Linked DNA regions of Homo sapiens: region 1 is linked to region 2. A link is an interaction called in ENCODE POLR2A ChIA-PET data of the cell type or tissue named here. Cell type or tissue: GM12878. All regions are shown on one strand. Each heading gives the region's core, and the rest is flanking DNA. Links, peaks and the distances in the headings are about the cores only.

The links. Peaks named below come from ENCODE experiments on the same cell type or tissue, not always from the same donor. Only the 100,000 strongest peaks of a DNase experiment are listed, where the experiment ranks them.
Region 1: POLR2A ChIA-PET joins it to region 2 with 7 read pairs; 2 of 35 experiments call an interaction of 5 or more read pairs at or near these places.

The regions. Positions count from the first base shown.
Region 1 is chr7:137,816,350-137,826,340 of GRCh38, reverse strand. All of the region lies in intron 1 of DGKI (diacylglycerol kinase iota), which reads left to right. Among named protein-coding and RNA genes, the nearest start is that of DGKI, 26 kb to the left of the region's middle. RefSeq lists enhancers at 5,510-5,559, 5,585-6,365. In GM12878, for the core only: no CTCF peak of the experiment used is centred there; a DNase peak (open chromatin) is centred at 5,553.
Region 2 is chr7:137,667,185-137,677,175 of GRCh38, reverse strand. All of the region lies in intron 3 of DGKI (diacylglycerol kinase iota), which reads left to right. Among named protein-coding and RNA genes, the nearest start is that of DGKI, 170 kb to the left of the region's middle. RefSeq lists enhancers at 6,060-6,109, 6,170-6,219, 6,240-6,289. In GM12878, for the core only: no CTCF peak of the experiment used is centred there; a DNase peak (open chromatin) is centred at 6,155.

The DNA of each region.
Region 1 (9,991 bases), core at 3,065-8,064, 150 kb before region 2:
TCCAGAAGGATTAGGACGATGGCCGGCTTATTCTCTGCATTATGTACATGCATTGCAATGCCTGAGAGCTGGCTCACGCTCTGCATTTTGGAGAAATCACCTTTCTTCTCATATAATGGAAAATAGAGAAACATAGAAAAGAGAGCAACTTTGAGATCAAAGTATTATTAACAGGCAGGAAAAAATAGAGTCTTGGTTTAAGGCCACCCAGAGTGATGAACAGTCTTGGACCCACAGGCCCACATGACCTGCCTGACTTGGAGATGCAACCTACAAACTGATTTCATGATTAAGAAGTTAAAAACTTGATTTTTCAACTAAATCCAATTGTTAATAATGTGGAGACTACTAAGCAAGTTCATAATTCTAGTCAACAATACTAAATTCAAAGATGTAAAACTTCATATTTTTTTCTTGTTACTTAATAGAGGCAGTTTTATTTTAAATGAAAAAAAGTGTGTCCCACAATTTTCTTTCTTGATAGCCTTCATTCAAAAAGGTTTACTTTTCACTGCCCTAGATTGACAAAGACATAAACAAATTCAGAAAACAAGTCTGTTACTGTGTCACCGTCCATCCATGTTAGAAAATACTACTGCCTACCACTGAGTGTGTGTGTGTGTATGTGTGTGAGTGTATGTGTATGTGTGTGTGTATGTGTGTGTGTGAGTGTGTGTATGTGTGTGAGTGCGTGTGAATGTGTGTGTGTGAGAGTGTGTGTGTGTCTGTGTGTTGGGGGGTGCATGCCTGTGTAAATGGGCGTTTTTCATGTCACTTGCTAATCCTCAGATAGGTCTCATTCTCTGAGCCCCAATGTCCTCATCTGAAAAATGAGGCTAATGATACCTATTTCCCATCATGGCTGTTGGTGCTGAATGGAATAATGTGTGCACATTGTAAATTTTATAGCCCTACAGCCATGCAAGATATTGCTGTCACCACCACCATGCTTCATCACATGTATGCCGTCTGCCATGGGATAACGTGAAGACATTACAAACTTCTTAGGGTAATGAAATTTCTTAACACCAGCTCTGGAGCCTAGGTTTATAAATGGTACAGATTGTTTTGGAGACGTGCAAATGCAGTTATGTGAGGGTTGGCCAGCTTTTGGGTTTCGTTGTTAAATATAATATTTATTTAACCAAAGTAATATATAAGCAAGACTTAAGGCATAGCTCATAGTTAGAACTACAGAGCTTTATTGTGGAAGACAGTGTGGCAATTCCTCAAAGAAATACCATGCAATCCAGCAATCCCATTACTGGGCATATACTCAGAGAAATATAAATCATTCTATTATGAAGACACATGCATACATATGTTCACTGAAGCACTGTTCACAATAGCAAAGACATGGAATCAACCTAAATCCCCATAAATGATAGACTGGATAAAGAACATGTGGTGCATATACACCATGGAGTACTATGCAGCCATAAAAAGGGATGAGATCGTGTTCTTTGCAGGCATATGGATGAAGCTGGAGGCCATTATCCTTAGCAAACTAACACAGGAACAGAAAACCAAATACTGCATGCTCTCACTTATAACTGGGAGCTAAATGATGAAAACACATGGACATACAGAGGGAAGTAACACACACTGGGGCCTTTTGGAGGGTGGAGGCGGGGAGGAGGGAGAGGATCAGGAAAAATAGTGGGCACTAGGCTTAATACCTGGGTGAGAAAATAATCTGTACAACCAACCGCTTGTGTAACAAACCTGCACATGCACCCCTGAACTTAAAAGTGAAAAAGAATGACAGGGCTTTAAATAAAACCCAATAATTCCATTTTCTTTTCTTTTTCTTTTTTTTTTTTTTGAGATGGAGTCTCACTCTGTCCCCCAGGCTGGAGTGCAGTGGCACAATCTTGGCTCACTGCAATCTCTATTTCCAAGGTTCAAGTGATTCTCCTGCCTCAGCCTCCCGAGTAGTTGGGATTACAGACATGTGCCACCATGCCCAGCTAATTTTGTATTTTTAGTAGAGACGGGGTTTCTCCATGTTGCTCAGGCTGGTCTCGAACTCCTGACCTCAGGTTATCCACCCGCCTCGGCTTCCCAAAGTGCTGGGATTATAGGCGTGAGCCGCTGCACCTGGCCAATAGTTCCATTTTCAAAGTCTCTCCCATACTTTCATTTCTTCAGCGTTGTTATGATATATTAACTGTTTTTTCTGATTCTGCATTTGTATTTATACATCACATGCTACTAACCACTAAGTGCTGTTTGGTAATTTTTTTTAACTGTCCCTTCTGAGGTGAGGATTTAGTAGTTCTCTTTTTATCCCACCCTTATGTGTTTCTTCTTCCATCCTTCCAATACATATTACAATTTTATTTAAATCATTAATAAATGCTTATATTATCATGACTTTGTAAATCTTATCCATAGCCGAGTCACCCAGTGTGCTATGAAAACCTTTTCTTTCTTGTATTATTGGTCTTATTTTAAAACTTATTCTCATATGGACTTACTCATGATTCTTCCACAAAGTTCTTAACAAGACAATAAATGTTTTATTGCATTTAATTGTATCAAATAATGAGTCAGTTTCATGGTTTTTCTTGTAGACAGCCCTTCTGGTTCCTTCCATCATCTTGCCCTGTCTGAACTGGTTTTTACATAGCTTCCGTTCTTCTCCAATACTTTGACATCCTTCTGCCATTTTCCTCAGGCGGATCCTCTGACTTCCAGATTTCCTAAGCGTCACACCTCCTTTTCTGACTTATGCCTTGTCTGATGGAACAAACAATTTTAAGAAGGAGAAGAACAACACCAGCCTCCTCAATGAGGTTTTTTCCCCAGGAACTCTCTTCCTATTTTTAGATGACCAAGTTGAAAAAGTTTTTCAGGATGTGAAACATCCGCAGGAGCTTCTTTGCAGAGGGTACATGGGAGTCAGATATTTAGAGTCCTTTTATGTCTGAGAATATATATACATTTTACCTTCACACTTGACTGAGAGCTTTTCAGGTTATGGAGTTCTAGATGGGAAATAATTTTACCTCAGAAATGTGAAGGCATATCTCTGTTGCTGCTGTGCTTACAGAGTCACAGCTGAGAAAAATTCCATTCTAATTCTCAATAACTTTACATCTTTTTCTTTCTTTCTGGTTTATTTTTAACATTTTTCCCTTTATATACATTGTTTAGGAATTTCAAAACTGGTGTACTTTGTATAGGTACATATATTCATGGGTTTTGGGACCTTTTTAGATCTCTTCGCTCTAAAAACTTTTAATGCCAAGAAATTGTCTGGTATTTTTTTTTTTTGGGTTGGGGGAGAATATTTTCCTCCTCCCCAATTTACCAGTTGCTTTTTTCCTGGAATTTATATTAAATAGCCAATGTATCTACTGAACTATTCCTCTGATTTTTTTTTTCTATTAAAGTTCTCCTTTACCTTTTATTCTTCTTTCTGGGAGATTTCCTCATTTGTTTGCCATCCTTTCACTGGATTTTTAAATTTTTTGTGATCATACTTTTTATTTCTATGAGCTCTTTCTTGTTTTCTGAGGTTCCTTTTTGTTTTATTTTATTTTTGTTACATAGCTTTAATATCTTCTTTTATTCATTGAGGGTATTAATAATAATTTTTGGATGTTGTATTCACCCTACATTAATTCTGTTTTCTTCAAAAATTTTCTTCTCTTCATGCTGATAGCTTCTCTTTACATTGGAGGCTGTTCAAATGTCTGATGATCCAGTAATATTTAAGAGAGAGGCCCCAAAAGGCTGAATGGAAGCTCGGTGTGCATGTCTGTGACTTATGCTTCACCGTGGGGTCCTGGTTTGTTTTATTGAAAAAACCCTAAACTTTAGCATTTTCTGTTTAGTTTTCTCAGAGAAGAATCCTCCACTTTCCTTAAGAGTTCTACATCTATCTTTTTTCTGAGGCTGAATAATAATAATAATTATTATTATTTTGGAGACAGAGTCTTGCTCTGTCCCCCAGGCTGGAGTGCAGGGGAGTGATCTCGGCTCACTGCAACCTTCACCTCCTGGGTTCAAGTGATTCTCCTGCCTCAGCCTCCTGAGTAGCTGGGATTACAGGCATGTGCCACCACGCCTGACTAATTTTTGTATTTTTAGTAGAGACAGGGTTTCGCCATGTTGGCCAGGCTGGTCTCGAACTCCTGACCTCAGGTGATCCAACCGCCTCAGCCTCCCAAAGTGCTGGGATTACAGGTGTCAGCCACCGCTCTGTGCCCTGAGGCTGAATTATTATTATTCAGTGGATAGGCTTTCATTTGCTCTCTCTGCTTTTAGTAGAGGGTCTCACACTCAAACCCAGCTGCGGTTGTATTTTCTAGTTCTCTCTGGTGTAGCTTTTTTAGAAACTAAATCTCCAGTCTCATAGCTGTGTGTGGCACATGGGAGTAGTCAGAGGTCCTCAGAATGGGGGTCTAATTACTCTCTAGAAAGGATTCTTCCTGTTTTTGGCTCCTCCTCACACCCTCACCTTCAGCACTACCTGATGCCTCTAGTTTCTGAGCTTTTCTGGAACTCTGTGGGGTGACCCCACCTCTTTTTGTTTGCTGCTTCCTTCTTAACACATTTAATTTCTGGATTTGTCTACTCTGCCTGCATTCAGCTCACTTCGCAGCTTCCAAAAAGGTTGTCATCTGTCTCTTTTATTGTCATCTCCTGTTTTCTTTCTTTTCTTTCTTTCTTTTTTTTTTTTCTGATGTATGTCTTTTATTTCCTTGACTTTCATCTTACTGGGAGTTTCTGGAGAGAGCTGGGCTAAAAGTATGTGTCCAGCTCACCATAGTGACCTGGAAGTTGCTTATTCTGTTTTGCTTTACAACAATAGAAAAGTTAACATATTCGTGTATTTCTTCAGAATTTTTAAACAATGTTGTTCTTAGTTCCTCTTACTTCTAAAGGACTTTTAAGAGTTTTTTTAGGTATTTCATCTTTCCCAATTCTCTGTCTGTGACCAGGGGTGAATTGGTAATTTTACATCTTTTTTTCAAGCATTCCAAGTAGAGGAGGCACCCCCTGTGACTTCCAGTGGCATTCTGCAGCAATTAAGTCGCATTCATTCAGCTCATCATTTACCTTGCAGCCATCAACTCCTTTCAAAATATCCCTTTGATTGTCAGTAACTACGGACGTGAAGCTGTGGGTTTCTTCCAGGAACAATGCTCTTCTCTGTAGCCTGTGTTCTCCCAGTTTTCTGGGAAGCCCTGAGACTTGTCATTCTCCTAGCAGCTCAGATGTCATTCTCCTCAAACACCCAGATTTCATTTAGCACCAACGAGGTGCTCAGTCTGGGATTTCTGAGGGACTGTCACTGGGGAGAGGCTGTTGCTAATGAGGTGCAAATTGGCAGCAGCTGGGGAGGAGCTGCTCTCCCCCTCTAGGGCTGGGCCCCAGGGGAGGAGGGGAGGGTTGCTCTGACATTTTCAGAGGAGGTTGGTGAGGGGCCGAAACTAGAGACTCCTCACCCTTTAGCAAGGCCTGATGCCGGCTGGGGGAGGCCCTTGCGTCTTGCTGAGAGGCTGGTCTGGTCTCACACAGCCCCACCTCCAGAGTTGCTGCCAGCTGGCTAATTTCTTGGCTGCCTTTTCTGGCTGGCTTTACTTGCAAGCAGGAGAGGCCATGATCAGACACGGGGTTTTCCCAGACATTGGAGAGACAGCTAAGAAGACCCACAGCCCCCAGAGACACTGTCCTTGGGATTGGTGTTCTAGAAGGTTATGAGGTTGGGGTTTGGTGGTGGAAGAGGGGTTACTGTAGCAACTGTTGAAACAAGAGAGCCCATCCATCTCCCCCCAGCATTTGCCCGCCTGTTTTACATGGAAGAGCCTCTTATGCATTAAACTGTTCACCTGAGTGCTCCCACCAGCTGCGCTTCTCTGCTTCTGCAAGGTGCAGGGCTCTCACAGCCATTTTCATCTGCAAGGGTCTCTGCCAGAGCTGTGGCAGAGTTTTCTGTGGGATGAATCAGAAACTATGTTCTGATGAAGAGAAAATGGAGGGCAGTGGGTGGATGTGGAATGTCAGTAGGTAGTTAAGTGGCTTTTTGTCTCCTGGTCTGTCTGACAAAGTGTGCTGATTGGGGCCTCCTGCTGTGAGATTCATTTGGGTGATCTTGAGCAAATCTCTTAATTTCTCTGACTTTAGCATCCTTCATCTTTTTTCTCTGTATCTCATTTTTTCTAACTTTTTAAGGAGCACACTGAGTGCTAGCCTAGATGCAAGGATGAGTGAAATGAATAAAATGCAGTCCCTGTCCTCACAGAACTCACCTTCTGGTGGAAGAAGGTGGACATATGAATAACATAGACTTACACATGATGAGAAATGCACTATGTCGAAGGCATGCAAGAAGTGTCATGGGATGATGAAGGAAGGGGCAACGATGCTCTCTGAGAGGGTCAGAGAATGCCCTACAGCGGTAGTGACATTTGAACTAGTTGTTGAAGACTGATTCTGTAGGGGGACAAGGAATAGTAATGGAGGTTTGAAAAAACATGGTGTATTCTAGAAAAGACAAGTTGTTTGTTGACACTAGCATGCATGTGCAGGATGAACTGGCAGGCTGTGGGGCTGGCAGTGGACTAGGTCAGATGATGTAGAGTGCTTGCCATACAATGAGTTTGGATCTCACCTTCTTGGGGATGGGGAGTTGTGCTGGGCTGTGCAGAGAACCATGATCAAATATTTGCTAAATGAGTAGGCTGGGCCATATGATCATTTAAGATCCCTTGTAGTCTGGCTGGGCGCGGTGGCTCACGCCTGTAATCCCAGCACTTTGGGAGGCTGAGACGGGCAGATCACAAGGTCAGGAGATCAAGACCATCCTGGCTAACACGGTGAAACCCCGTCTCTACTAAAAATACAAAAAATTAGCTGGGCGTGGTGGCGGGCGCCTGTATTCCCAGCTACTCAGGAGGATGAGGCAGGAAATGGCATGAACCTGGGAGGTGGAGCTTGCGGTGAGCCGAGATGGCGCCACTGCACTCCAGCCTGGGCGACAGAGCGAGACTCTGTCTCAAAAAAAAAAAAAAAATTCCCTTGTAGTCTGAAGTTCTTGGATTTTCTGTGTGGGTACAAAGCTGTGGGTCTGGGAACACAGCTTCGTTGAGGAGTGTTATCTGGTGTAACGTCTGTGAGTAGGTGTTTAAATGTGGGCTGTACTCAATAGCTATATTAAGAGGTAGCATCAAGCAGGGAGTGGAGCACCAGGTTCCCAGTTAAGCTGGAGTTTAAATATGCAAGTCTTGTTTCAGCCTTTGATCGTGCTTTTGACCATGGCTAAAGCACTTAATCTGTCGAAGAGCCTTAGGATCATCACCTGTAAAATGGAAATTTCCACTTCTGTGCAGTTGGGAGGGCTTTTTGTAGAAGCTTTATTTGACAATGATTTTTCTGTTGCTTAGGTCATTTGAGGGGAAAAACATTATTTTAAAGTTTAACGTTATTTCTAATTGTCTTAGGAACTATCAACATACATGGAAATAGAAATTATCTGTGTATTGATTTGTGTGTAATACACTTATGCTGAGTTTTTCCTGAGTTTTTGATCCATAGATAGATAGGAATCTGGTGGGAGTTGGAAATATGGGCAAAAAATGGTGGGAGGGCCAGGTGCGGTGGCTCACGCCTGTAATCCCAGCACTTTGGGAGGCTGAGGCAGGTGGATCACCTGAGGTCTGGAGTTCAAGACCAGCTGACCAACATGGTGAAACCCCGTCACTACCAAAAATACAAAAAATTAGCCGGGCATGGTGGCGCATGCCTATAATCCCAGCTACTTGGGAGGCTGAGGTAGGAGAATCCCAGCTACTTGGGAGGCTTGAACCTGGGAGTCGGAGGTTGCAGTGAGCTGAGATTGCGCCATGCACTCCAGCCTGGGCAAAAATAGCAAAACTCCGTCTCAAGAAACAAACAAAAAAATTGTGGGAGATGGGAATATGTGCCAAAATGGTGTGACAGGAGCTCAGTTCATGAATGTACAGATACACAAAGCTTAATGGTCCACTTGAGCCATCTGAGGAGTGCACTTGTGTGGTTGATGACACATTTCTGGACTCCTAAATATTAGTTTATGCTTATTGAACTTTTGACCTAGAGGATTATTATGGAATGGAATCACATGATGAGCAGTTTGGACCAACTTCAGAGCAATTCTAAATCTCTGAGTTGCTTGTTTGCTTTCGGGTTGGGTGTATTTCCTTCAATTTTGTCTTAGAAGGTTTTTAGCTTGGTAGCCTGCCATCTTCTCAAAATATTCCCAGTTAGCTCATCTTTGTAACCAAATGGAATAAACGGTTTCTATATGATTCTCATGCTGTAAGACAATGTCATTGATAGTGTGTAGCCAAGTAATGGTGAAGCCAATAAGAATATTCAAAATATGGAGCAACTGGTACTGGTTGTGGATGACTGATAAGTTCGTACTAGTACATAGTGTCTGATGTTAGCCCCTGCTGTGGCTAAGAAGGCCTGGGACACATATGCATAGGAATAAAACAGATGTGGCATATTAAAGACTGGGTAAGAACGGGTAAGAAAGGCATGGGAAGGTACCTTTTAGCATTGGCCTCACTCAGATACAGTTTGCATTCTCTACATTCATAGGACTCTTATCATTGAAATAATCCACTGGTATCTGCAGATTGATTTTCCAGTAGGAGTGATGGTCAGTGTGACCTACCAAATATCCTCACATCTGGTCTGCAAGGGCTTTATTAATCACTAGTGAAATTATGACCATGGTCTGTGACTATAGGACTGTATTGGGGGAAGGTGAGTCACAATTCGACAGCAACAGTCTTTACTTGTTCTATACACATAAGAAAAGTACTCATTGAAGAGTATGTTTTCCTCATTCTGAACTCAAATAAACACTTTGTTATTATTGAATGTACGTCACTTATCACCTTTAGTATTATTTGAGAGTTATAGGTATATATATCTTGTGGCCTCTAAATAATTGTAAAATCCTGAGGGCAAAGTAGTTAATTCATTCAATAAATATTTATTAAGCACCGAGTATGTGTCAAGCACCTACTGTGTGTTATAGACACTGAATACAAATGAATTAGACAATGAGACACTTTGAACTGATGACACTTTGAATCGAATTGATGAAAGGATGATGGGGAATTGTTCAGCTGAAGAGGGGTGGGAAGGGTCTTCTACAAAGGTCAAGAGGTCAGCATAAGCACAGGTATGGCCATGGGAAATGACTTGGCTGATTAGGAAATAAAAAGCAAGTTGGTAACCGAGAAATATAACATGATCAGTTGGGTCAAGAAGTGAGACGAGAATGATAACAGTGTTTATCACTTAAATTGTCATTTTAGTGTTGCTATTCAGTGAGGGAGATTTTGTCATAACTCCTGGGATGCTACTGGCATCTAGTGGTTAGAGGTCAGGCTGCTGATAAACATCCTGCAATGCACAGGATGGCCCCTCACAACAAAGAACTCTCTGGTCCAAAGTGTCATTAGTGCCAAGGTCGAGACTCCCTTCTTCGGATCTTTTTACATTTGGATTGCATCATTCAGGTCTTAACTCAAAAGTTCCTTCTTTAGCAGCTTCCTTACTCACCCCCTATTGTCATATAAAAATTTGCCTCTCCTTCTCTGTCACTCTCTATTACAAAACAATGTTTTTTGTCTTTATACCTTTTGATACCATCTAATGTTATATTATGCATTTGTTTATTTTTATTATCTGTCTCTCCTCTTTTAAAATATAAGCACCACAAGGTCTTTGATTGGTTCACTGCTGTATCTCTAGAGCTTAGAATAGTGTGAGGCACATTGGAAAATGCATGGAAAAGTTCAATATATGGGTGTTCTGAGTGGAAGAATGTGGTAAGTTGGACATAGACTCTGAGTTCCTGGAATAATCACAGTAGTTAACATTCATTTTTACCATTGATACTAGGCCCTGTTCCAAGCATTTTGCATGTATTAACTCAATCCCCAAAACAACCTCAGGGGGTAGGTATCTGATTATTTCC
Region 2 (9,991 bases), core at 3,357-8,356:
TTATGCATATGTATTTTTAATTAAAGTATAATTGCATGGAATTGGATTGAATTAACGAAATCCATGAGAAGCTCAGCTGTTTGGACTAAAATGCTGTAAATAATGAATTAACATTAGTGTCTTGGTTAATTGCGTAAACACTGGTCCTGGGATGTAAGATAATAAAAAATGGAAAAAATGAAAGCCAGTATTACTTACATATATACTTTTGAACAATTTCTACTGATGGACTATGATTTTATACAGAGTCATCCCTTATTTCCAAATTGCTCCCTTTAATCCCTTTCTGTTACTTTTTAGGGGATGGCTACCTCTCTTGACAAATATATGAACAGATACGTATATCCTCTTTAAACCTTGTATCAGTAAATAGCATTGCTATCCACTGAATGATTATTACTTGTTCACTAATACCTTTAGGCCAGGAAAAGCAACAAGGAGAATAAAGGAAATTTTAGGTAGAAGTAGGAAGAAACAGAGTTGAGAACGTTCCCAGTTTCCTTCTGAAGCTTCCTCATAATTTCATACCAGGTACTTGGCCCTATTAACTCATATTACAAAACGTCTGAAAGATGAAGAACTCTCCTCCAAAAAAATGTTGGTTAAATGAAGGAATAAATCAGTGAGGAAGCTGAAGACCTAACTGCTGTAAGTTTCTTGAAGCTCAGTTTCTTTACCTATAAAGTGGGGGAAACACTGTTTTGAGGGTTTGGTGAGATGATACATAGAAAGGGCTTACTTGGCTCAGCAACTGACCTAATGAATTAAAGGCAAAAAAAGAAAAAAAAGAAAAAACCCAGGAAGGACAAGGACAGGAAATTTACAAAAGAACTACCAATTGCCAATAGATATCTGAAGAATACAAAGGCATCCCAATTAAAACAACTCAGGAGTCAACTTCATGTGCCTATTAAATTAGCAAAGATTTATAAAATGGTAATAGTTGCTGCTGGTTGGTTTAGGCTGAAATGGGCAGGCTCATCATCAGCTGCCAGGAGTGTAAGTAGATACACTGTCCTTCACAAAATTGGCAGTGTGTACTGAAAGCACTGAAAATCCTCTCAGTCTCTCTCCCCACCTCGCACTGTGAGGCGCATGTCATCTCTGGGCATCCCATTTTGAGAGAGACATTGGCAAGCAGCAGAGGACCCAGAGTGGGGTGCCCAAGTTGGTTTAGGGGATGGAAGCTTGTTGTAAAGAAATGTTAGGTTACATGGGCTACAGCTGAGTATTAGGAGCGAAGGCAGAGAGATGTCTTCCAGTATTTGAAGAGTTAATTTGAAGAAAAGAGAAGTGACTTGCTATCTGTTGTTAGAAATGGAAAAGTCATAGAGGTAGAATCCACTGACTCTAACTTTATAACAATAAACAAACATTACCTGGGAAACCTAACAATGCACACTCCTGTTTCCCTCTTTGCTCCAAATGCTGATTCAGTATGCTTGGAGTTGGACTTGAGAGTCTCCGATTTTTTTTTTTTTTTTTTTTTTTTGGATGTAGTCTTGCTCGGCTGCCCAGGCTGGAGTGCAGTGGTGTGATCTCGGCTCACTGCAACCTCCGCCTCCCGGGTTCAAGAAATTCTCCTGCCTCAGCCTCCTGAGTAGCTGGGGTTACAGGTGCAAGTCACCACACCCAGCTGATTTTTGTATTTTTAGTAGAGACGGGGTTTCACCAGGTTGACCAGGCTGGTCTCAAACTCCTGACCTCAGGGGATCCACCCGCCTCGGCCTCCCAAATTGCTGGGATTACAGGCATGAGCTACCACACCTGGCTGGGAGTCTGTGATTTTAACGAGCACCTCAAATAATTCTGATGCAGATGGGTCGCAAACCTAACTTTGAGAAATACCGTATGATAAGAAAGAACTTTGTCAGCCTGAGCTTCCCAGCAAGCGAACAAGGTGCCTGGAGAGATTGACTGGTGGGATGTGTGTTTGTGGATAACGTGGGTGGCCATGTTTCAAGGATGCTGTAGTTGGGGACTCTCAGCTGCTTTGGGCAAGAGGTCACAGAGATCTCCAGGCGAGTCTTTAGTTTAAATGCTCTGTTTGCAGTTTTCTTAGAACAACAGTCTTTTTTGGGAAAAAAGTATGCATAAGCAGATCATGTATTTATATTCTAATTTCTTTTAATGAACCACCTTTGAAGAAAGCCTACCTGTTGGGGCTGGGACTAAATTACCATAACCAGGTACTACCTGCAGGCTCCTAAACAAAGTACAGGCAGAGTGCTCAGGGGAGGAGTGAATCCATCATCTACGATGTGCCTTTCACTCCTTCCCTATTTTAGCAAAGCAAATGTCACAAGTAGAAGTTAAGAGAAGGAAGAAGTCAGTGTGGGTTGAAGCAGACAGAGGCAGCTTCATGGAAATGGGGTTCGAGCTCAGTTTTGAAAGATGGGTAAGATTTACATAAGTGATTTTGAAGAAGGAGAACATTTCGGGCAGGGAAGAGGAACATGAGCAGACTCAGAGGTGGGGCAAGCTCTGTACAAACGAGGTGGCAATCATGAGCCGTGCATGAGCATGTGTCAGAGAAAAATGGAAGTAAGAATGGAGTTAGGTTTTTTGAAACAAAACTTGGAGTGCATATTGTAAATACTGGTGGGCTTAGGAAGCATGACTATAGAATACATTGTCTAAACCAAGACACTTTTGAGGGTGAAAGTGGCTGCTGTTAATAATGATGCCGTAACATTAGGGATAAACCAGAACTGCATCACCCTAGCTTATGGGACATTAGGGCATCTATGTAAAACTAAAACTGTCCTGCAAAGCCGGGACCTCCTGCTGCCATGTGGATTGATATTTGGGGACTGATATTGGAGGGTACTGAAAGCCAGGCAATGACTTCCAAAACCCTAGAACAGCTGTAGGAGAGTTTGTTCCCAAGCTTCAGGGCTAAAACTAAACCACGTGACCTTTTCCTGTTCTACAGCTCTCTGGTGGCAACATTTAATACTGTAGAATACCTGTGAGCAGATACGTAATGGAATTAAATTTGTTCCCAAATTGGCAACAGTTCCCAAATTAGCAACTGTTTCTTTTTCTGGTCTAGATAAAATATAAAAGGATGCAAAAGTAATGAAATTGAAGTAGAAAGATCACTGTTTCCCAACCTGATTATGGGCACTGGAAACCTGAAATAAAATTCCAGCCAGAATCACTGTCGTTTGGTGACATTTATTTTTATGTACATTTATTCATTTATTCATTCATTTATTCTGTCAGTGTTTGTGAGCTGGGTTGAGTACCCAGTGCCTCACCGTTTAGCGGGCACAGCCAGATAGAAACTGTTCTCATGCTCTGGGGCTAGGCTATACAAACATGTTTAGCCAAATATTTGTACCTAAAGGAGCTCACCCCTCCAGTAGTAATCCCTGGAGTCCATACCATCGTGCACCTACTCAGACTTGAAAGAAACTTGCCTACATTGATATGCAAATTATACACCCACCGTGGTCACACAGACCTGAATAGGCACAGATGGGTAGCATGGGTGGTCAGAAGGAAATAGACTTTGTGTGGACTGACCTGGGTTTGAAAACCTGCTGTTCCATTTATGTACTGAGTAAAGTTGGGACATATCACTTTGCCTTTTTTTGCCTCAGTTTCCTGATTTAAAGTATTGCTACTGAGATAGACCACAGCGATTCTTATTTCTGGATGAGCATTATAGTCAATTATGCCATTTTACCTTTTAATCTTACCTTTGAAGTGTTGGTTCCCATTCTGGATGTACCACATCAGGATCTCTAGGGAGTGGGACTCAGCCTGATGTCAAAAACAAACAACCAGATCTACAGATGATTCTCTTCACTGTCAGGGTAGAGAGACAGTGATCCACTTCAGAAACAGAGTGTCAGGACCAAAAACCGTGGCCTGGTTCTCACACCTGGTGTGTAGTGGCTGTGATGGGCTAAATAGTGTACTCCAAAAGATATGTCGAAGTCCTGACGCCTCAGGACTTCAGTACCTCAGAATGTAACTTGATTTGGACATAGGGTTGTTGCAGATGTAATTAATTAGGATGAGTTCATCTGGAGTAGAGTGGGCCCTAATCCAGCATGACATGTGCCGTTATAAGAGAAGACACACGCTGGGCGCGGTGGCTCATGCCTGTAATCCCAGCACTTTGGGAGGCCGAGGCAGGTGGATCACCTGAGGTCGGGAGTTCAAGACCAGCCTGACTAACATGGAGAAACCCCATCTCTACTAAAAATAGAAAATTAGCCGGGGTAGTGATGCATGCCTGCAATCCCGGCGGCATTACAGGAGGCTGAGGCAGGAGAATCGCTTGAACCCAGGAGGCGGAGGTTGCGGTAAGCCGAGATCGTGCCATTGCACTCCAGCCTGGGCAAAAAGAGCGAAACTCCCTCTCAAAAAAAAAAAAAAAAAAAAAAAAAAAAAAAGACACACAGAGACACACACACAGAGAAGAAGGCCATGTGGTGATGGGGGCAGGAATTAGAGTGAGGCAGCTGCAAGCCAAGGCCCTCCGAGGATCGTGGCTCTCCTCAGAAGCTAAGAGACAGGCATGAAATTCATTCTCCCTCCAAGCCTTCAAAAGGGTGTTCAACCTTGTTGAAACCTTGATTTCAGACTTCTAGCCTCTAGGAGTGTGAGAGAATACATTTCTGTTGTTTTAAGCTACCCAGTTTGGGTTCCCCACAGAACACCCATTGCCATTGAGTGGGATCTTAGTATTCAGTGGAAAAGTGTTTGAGAAATGCTCACACAATGTTTGCAGTTTTCCTAGGACTCATACTCATCATCTCTGATCCATAACAACAACCTTTTGGGGTGGTCATATCGGGCTGTTCACTTCTACCTAAAGATAAAGAAGAGTCAGAGAGGCTTACTCACTATCCAGAGCTTTATGGCTTCTTTGCTTTCTTAGGGCAGTGCTAGGAACCTAATATAGTAGCCATTCTATAAGTCGAGTTACCTTATCTAGCCATGCAGATACCGCAGTTACATAGGCTCACTGACACGTATGCACACAGGTGCGTCTACAGCAGGCTTGAGTGTTTAGGTTGAGTGGTATGTGGTTGAGGTGTAAGTGAGCAGACAGGCAGGTTGGTGTCAGAAGCTGGGAGCTGCAGGGAACAGAGTAGGTAGATGGTGAGGTGAGTGAGCGTGTATGTTGTGTAAGAGGAAAAATGGAACTGTCAGACTTCAGGATGCTGTTACCAGATATATCTTCTCTATTTTTAAATGTGAGCATGCCACCCTCTTTTTGTGGACCAGCTAATAGGTACTGCTTTGCTTTTGTTATTGTTTTGTTCTTGTATTTTGCTTTAGTCTTTTCCTCGTAGATAATGTTTGGTGAAAATGGCTTAACCCTACCTGTGACACCCTGCCTTAATTCTAAGTTTTCTTCTAATGTTGCTTGCAATTTGCCAAATACAGTTTTACTGAGAAAGTGAATGAATTGAGTTAGAGAGGCCATGTGATATGAGAGTTGGAGGATTGGAGGGCAAGAGCTTCACAGATCCAGAGACAAAAAGATCTAGATAAAAATGCAAGTTCTGCTCTGCCTTTCTGAGCCTCAGTTTCCTCTGTAAAATAGTGGTGATTAAATCTACCTCTCAGAATCAGTAGAGGGATAAAATCAGTTAACAAATGTTTGTATTCATTTTCCTCCTCTTCTGTACCTACTATGGTTCAATGTCATGGAGCTGAACAAGCTAATTAGCAGATTTGGTTGGACTTTGGCTTAACAAGGCCTTATATTTGGGATGATTCCAACACTAAGACTCTTATGGCTTCACCTGTCATTTTGCTGCTGTGTGTAGCATCCATATTCTTACCAAGTCATGACTGCGGACAACTGAGTGGGACAAATCAAAGTAACCCATTCTGTGATCTCATCTCACAAGCTGTGTCTTCTTATTGGTGAATCAGAAGCCTCATCATTGTCTGTAACGGGGTATCACAATATTTGCTCACAGGAATGCTGGTCATGTCCTTAGATTCTTGGAAGAAACTTTCAAGAAGAGTACAAGGGTCATAGCTTTCTGCCCTATTTGAAGGAAACTTTCAGCTTTCTGCTGTTTAAAAATGAAAATGATTTTGAGCCCAGTTACACCTTGTCTGTTTCATCTCAGGAAGAATGAGCACCAGGCAGCAGCTTGTGAAAATGCTGGTTCCCATGCATCTGTGTGTGTGGGTGAGAAGATGAGGCAATCAGAGCCCGACATGCATTACTGGGGACTTTCTGGCCATCTGCGTATTCAGGTCTAGCTGGTGTGTAACATGGAGCACCAGCATTGGACTTAGAATGCACCAAGATCTGCCTGCATGTTGCTCCTGCTCTGTCAGCCTCAAATGCCAGTTGTCTGGCACAGCAGACTCATGATCTGCACCCCAGATGGCAGTTTGGCTGAGCTGGGTGCAGGCTGTCAGAGGGAACCACGTGTGTGGCAATAAAGCCCAGGAGGCAAAGCCCGCTCTCTGAGTTGTTTGGGTGCCAGCCATTCTCTGCCAGGGGCCTTTTTCACCATTAGGATATTGAGGATCTAATGAATCAAGATGACTCATGGAAAGTGTGGCCATCAACAAAAATAAGAAAAGAATTTTCACAGACACACTGTCTGCTACTGAGTTCCTAGTCAGTGGATATGAGAGAGGGAGAGAGTGGGGTGCTCTCAGTGGCAGAAGTAATGTCACCCTTTAGGTGTCTGGCCTGATAGCTCAGCATTTCCATGAGATCGTTCACGTGCACACTTAGTGTCTGGCACATGGTAGACCCTCAGGACATGTTAGCCATTGTTACTATGACAACTGTCATGGGGATCGTTATAATTTGGTACCAAGTGCTGTCTGTATATTAAAGGAGAATCTAGTGCTGATACTGCTCACTTCATGTAATGGGGATAGTGATAGTATATGTAGGCTATGAAGCCAAGGGATCTTTAGGATTCTGTCACTTCTAGGTGACCCTGGATCAATAGTACCATTGTCTATTTGCACAGCCCATTTTCTTTTGACCCAAAATTGTGTTCTGGAGAACACTAAACTCAAAAGAAAACAATATACGGCATTATACATTAAAAGGAGCTCATGACCATAAATTTTGAAAACACTGAATGACTTTAATATGCAAATAGGTCCTGTGAAGCTCAACGAAGCATATAAGGTATGCAGGATTTCCTACTTTTTTTTTGAGTGGATGGGAGGATTGTGGAACCCATAATTTCCCCACAGAACACCCATTGCCATTTTGTAGGATCTTAGGAGTCAGTGGAAAAGTATTTGAGAAATGCTCACACAATGCTTTGCAGTTTTCCTAGGACTCATACTCGTCTCTGATCCATAACAACAACATTTTGAAGTAGTCACATTGGGTTGGGTTGTTCACTTCTACCTAAAGATAAAGGAAAAAAAGAGTCACAGAGGCTTACTCACTCTCTAGAGCTTTATGACTTTTTTCTATCTTTGTGCAGTTCTTTTGCCTTTATACTAAACTTTCATTAAGCCAAAATGCATGTGTCTTATTTTATTCTTAGAGTTTGAACCTCTGAGAATAATTGTCATCTTTTCTGTCATGACAATTTTAGATTGAGGCTGCATTTGCGTGTTTGTGTAAGGGTGTGTGTTTCTGTGAAGCAGTTCTGTTGTTATTGGATATTGTATGGTCCTGTTACCTAGTAATAAAAATAATTTGCATCTGATTTAGCATAAGGCTTACATGTTACCTAGGCAATGCCCAGGTGTACAGAAATGGTTTCTCTTCTTGCAATGTTTTCCAGGGGCAGGGACCCACAGTACTGGGGTTTAACCAGTATTCCTGTTGCTTAGAGGCACTCAATCTTGATGGAAGCATTATTTGCATTATCGGTTACTCCAAAACCACTACTGGCCCCCAAAGTTGGTATTGTCTCTGTTTGTTAGGAGCTTGTTGTTGTTGTTCCCTGCCACATTGATGAGGTGGATACATATTCAGAAGGTGATGCTTTAAAAACACGAGGAAATGGAAAATCCTGCATTGATGCCTTCATTTAAGGGGGTGCAGGTAATGTGTTGATGAAGCGTGTGAGCTTTGGAATCAGATGACCTGGTTTTGAATCCTGATTTCCAGGCTTTGAGTTGTGTGACACTGGTCCTTGTTTTAACCTCGTTAAGCCTAAGTTTTACATCTGGAAAATGGGATTATACTGCTTCTTGTGGTTGTTGTGAAAATTAAAAGAGTTAATGCATATATAACAGCAGGCTGGCAAATCACAGGCACTCAATAAATATTGACCACTATAATCATTCCTCCTTGAATGAAAGTGGTTCCAAGAAACAGAGCCAAAAGAGACAACTCAGAGTACTAGGTTTGGAGAGTCTTAGCATCACCTACTACCTCTGTTTCCTCGAGGAAAGTTAAGGACTGAGCTTGTGAGGTGAAACAACTAGCCTAGCTGACAGTCAGGCTCTCCCTCCCCTCTTGCTCCTTCACCATTCTGTCAACCTTTTACAGCACACACCACTTACTAGCTATCATACTTTTAAAAATTGCTCGCTTATTTATCTGTCTCCAACACTACAGCATAAGCTCCATTTAGCTCAGGAACTCTGCCCTTGTTGTCCTCTCCTGTATTCCCCACACTGAGGATAAGTGATTGAACTGAATAGTTACCCTGTGTTACTTAACATTGAATGAATGAATGAGTTCAATGAGGTGCTTGTTGAGAGAGAGACACATACACACACAGACACCTGTCACCAGATCAACCCTGCCATTTAAGTATTGTTATATTTATAATCCAGGACGTCTGAATTCCTGCCTCCTTTTTAAGACTCTTTAGAGGGAGATTTAACACATGCAGGTAGCTGACTTGTGTAAGGTTTTATGCCCTGTTTAGCCAGTGCCATGCCTTTTGCAGTGCATTTTATTTCATTCTCGTGGAGAACAGAGACTGCTTTTTGCCATCTTGGCACAGGGGGTCATGTGTGGTTGTCATTAGTCAGTTCCCCTAGGGATCTCATGAGAACAGATCATATGAAGCAATCACGTTAAATATCATATTTCTTATCTATCCTCATCAGTCTTGGTCCCCCAGGTTACCACTAGCAAAGAAAAGAGGAAAACAGTAAGCTGTAACACATAGAGATGGCTTTGGGTTAGAAAGACTTCCACTCTTAGCTAGTCTTTCTTGGGCAAGTTGCACAGTCTCATAGGGTCTCAGTTCCCTTAGCTGGGTAAGTCGTACCTACTTGGCATGGCAGAAGTGAGCTCTGTTTACAGTGTGGGTAATGTGTATATTACACAGCTAGCCTCCTGGCAAATCTCTGTGGGTATGATGTCCTCATTAAAAAATGAAATGGGCGGGTGTGTATGTGTCAGTGAAAACATTACCAACTGGAGGTACAGTGTTGAGTAAACAATGACTGAGATGTCTGTGGGTCTTCCTGGACTAGATTGGCTGGAAGACTGCCTTAATTATGTCACCAAATAGCTTGGAATGTGAAAAATGGCAGTGAAAGGATAACTAACTTACCACAGCTTGATATCGCTTCTTAACTAGAAATACAGTATTCCATATCAAAGCAAATATCTCTAAATTTTTGGTTAGAAATATTAAGCTGTGAACTTTAAGAAAATAATTCTATTTCCACAAAGTAAACTGATAATGGAAACATGTCAGGATTCATAATACAAGTAAGATGGTGTTTATGGTACTGTCACACCAGCAAGGACTGAAAAAGGCAAAGTGTTTGGGATTTCCTAGTTTATACTAAGGCTCAAATCTCTGCTGTACCCGTGATATGCTACCTCAGAACTAGAGAAAGCCACCAAGACATAGAAACACCATTTTCTATTAACTTGTTTTGTTATGACTTCTGTAATATGTCTAGCCCATCTTCACTCAAGTCTGTCTGCTTGAAATTTGTGAATGCACATGGGTGTGTATGTGTGTAGGGCTCTAATGGTATGAATTTCTACTTATTAGTGTCTGTGTACCTGTAATTATATTTATATCCATATTTGCGTGCATATCAATCC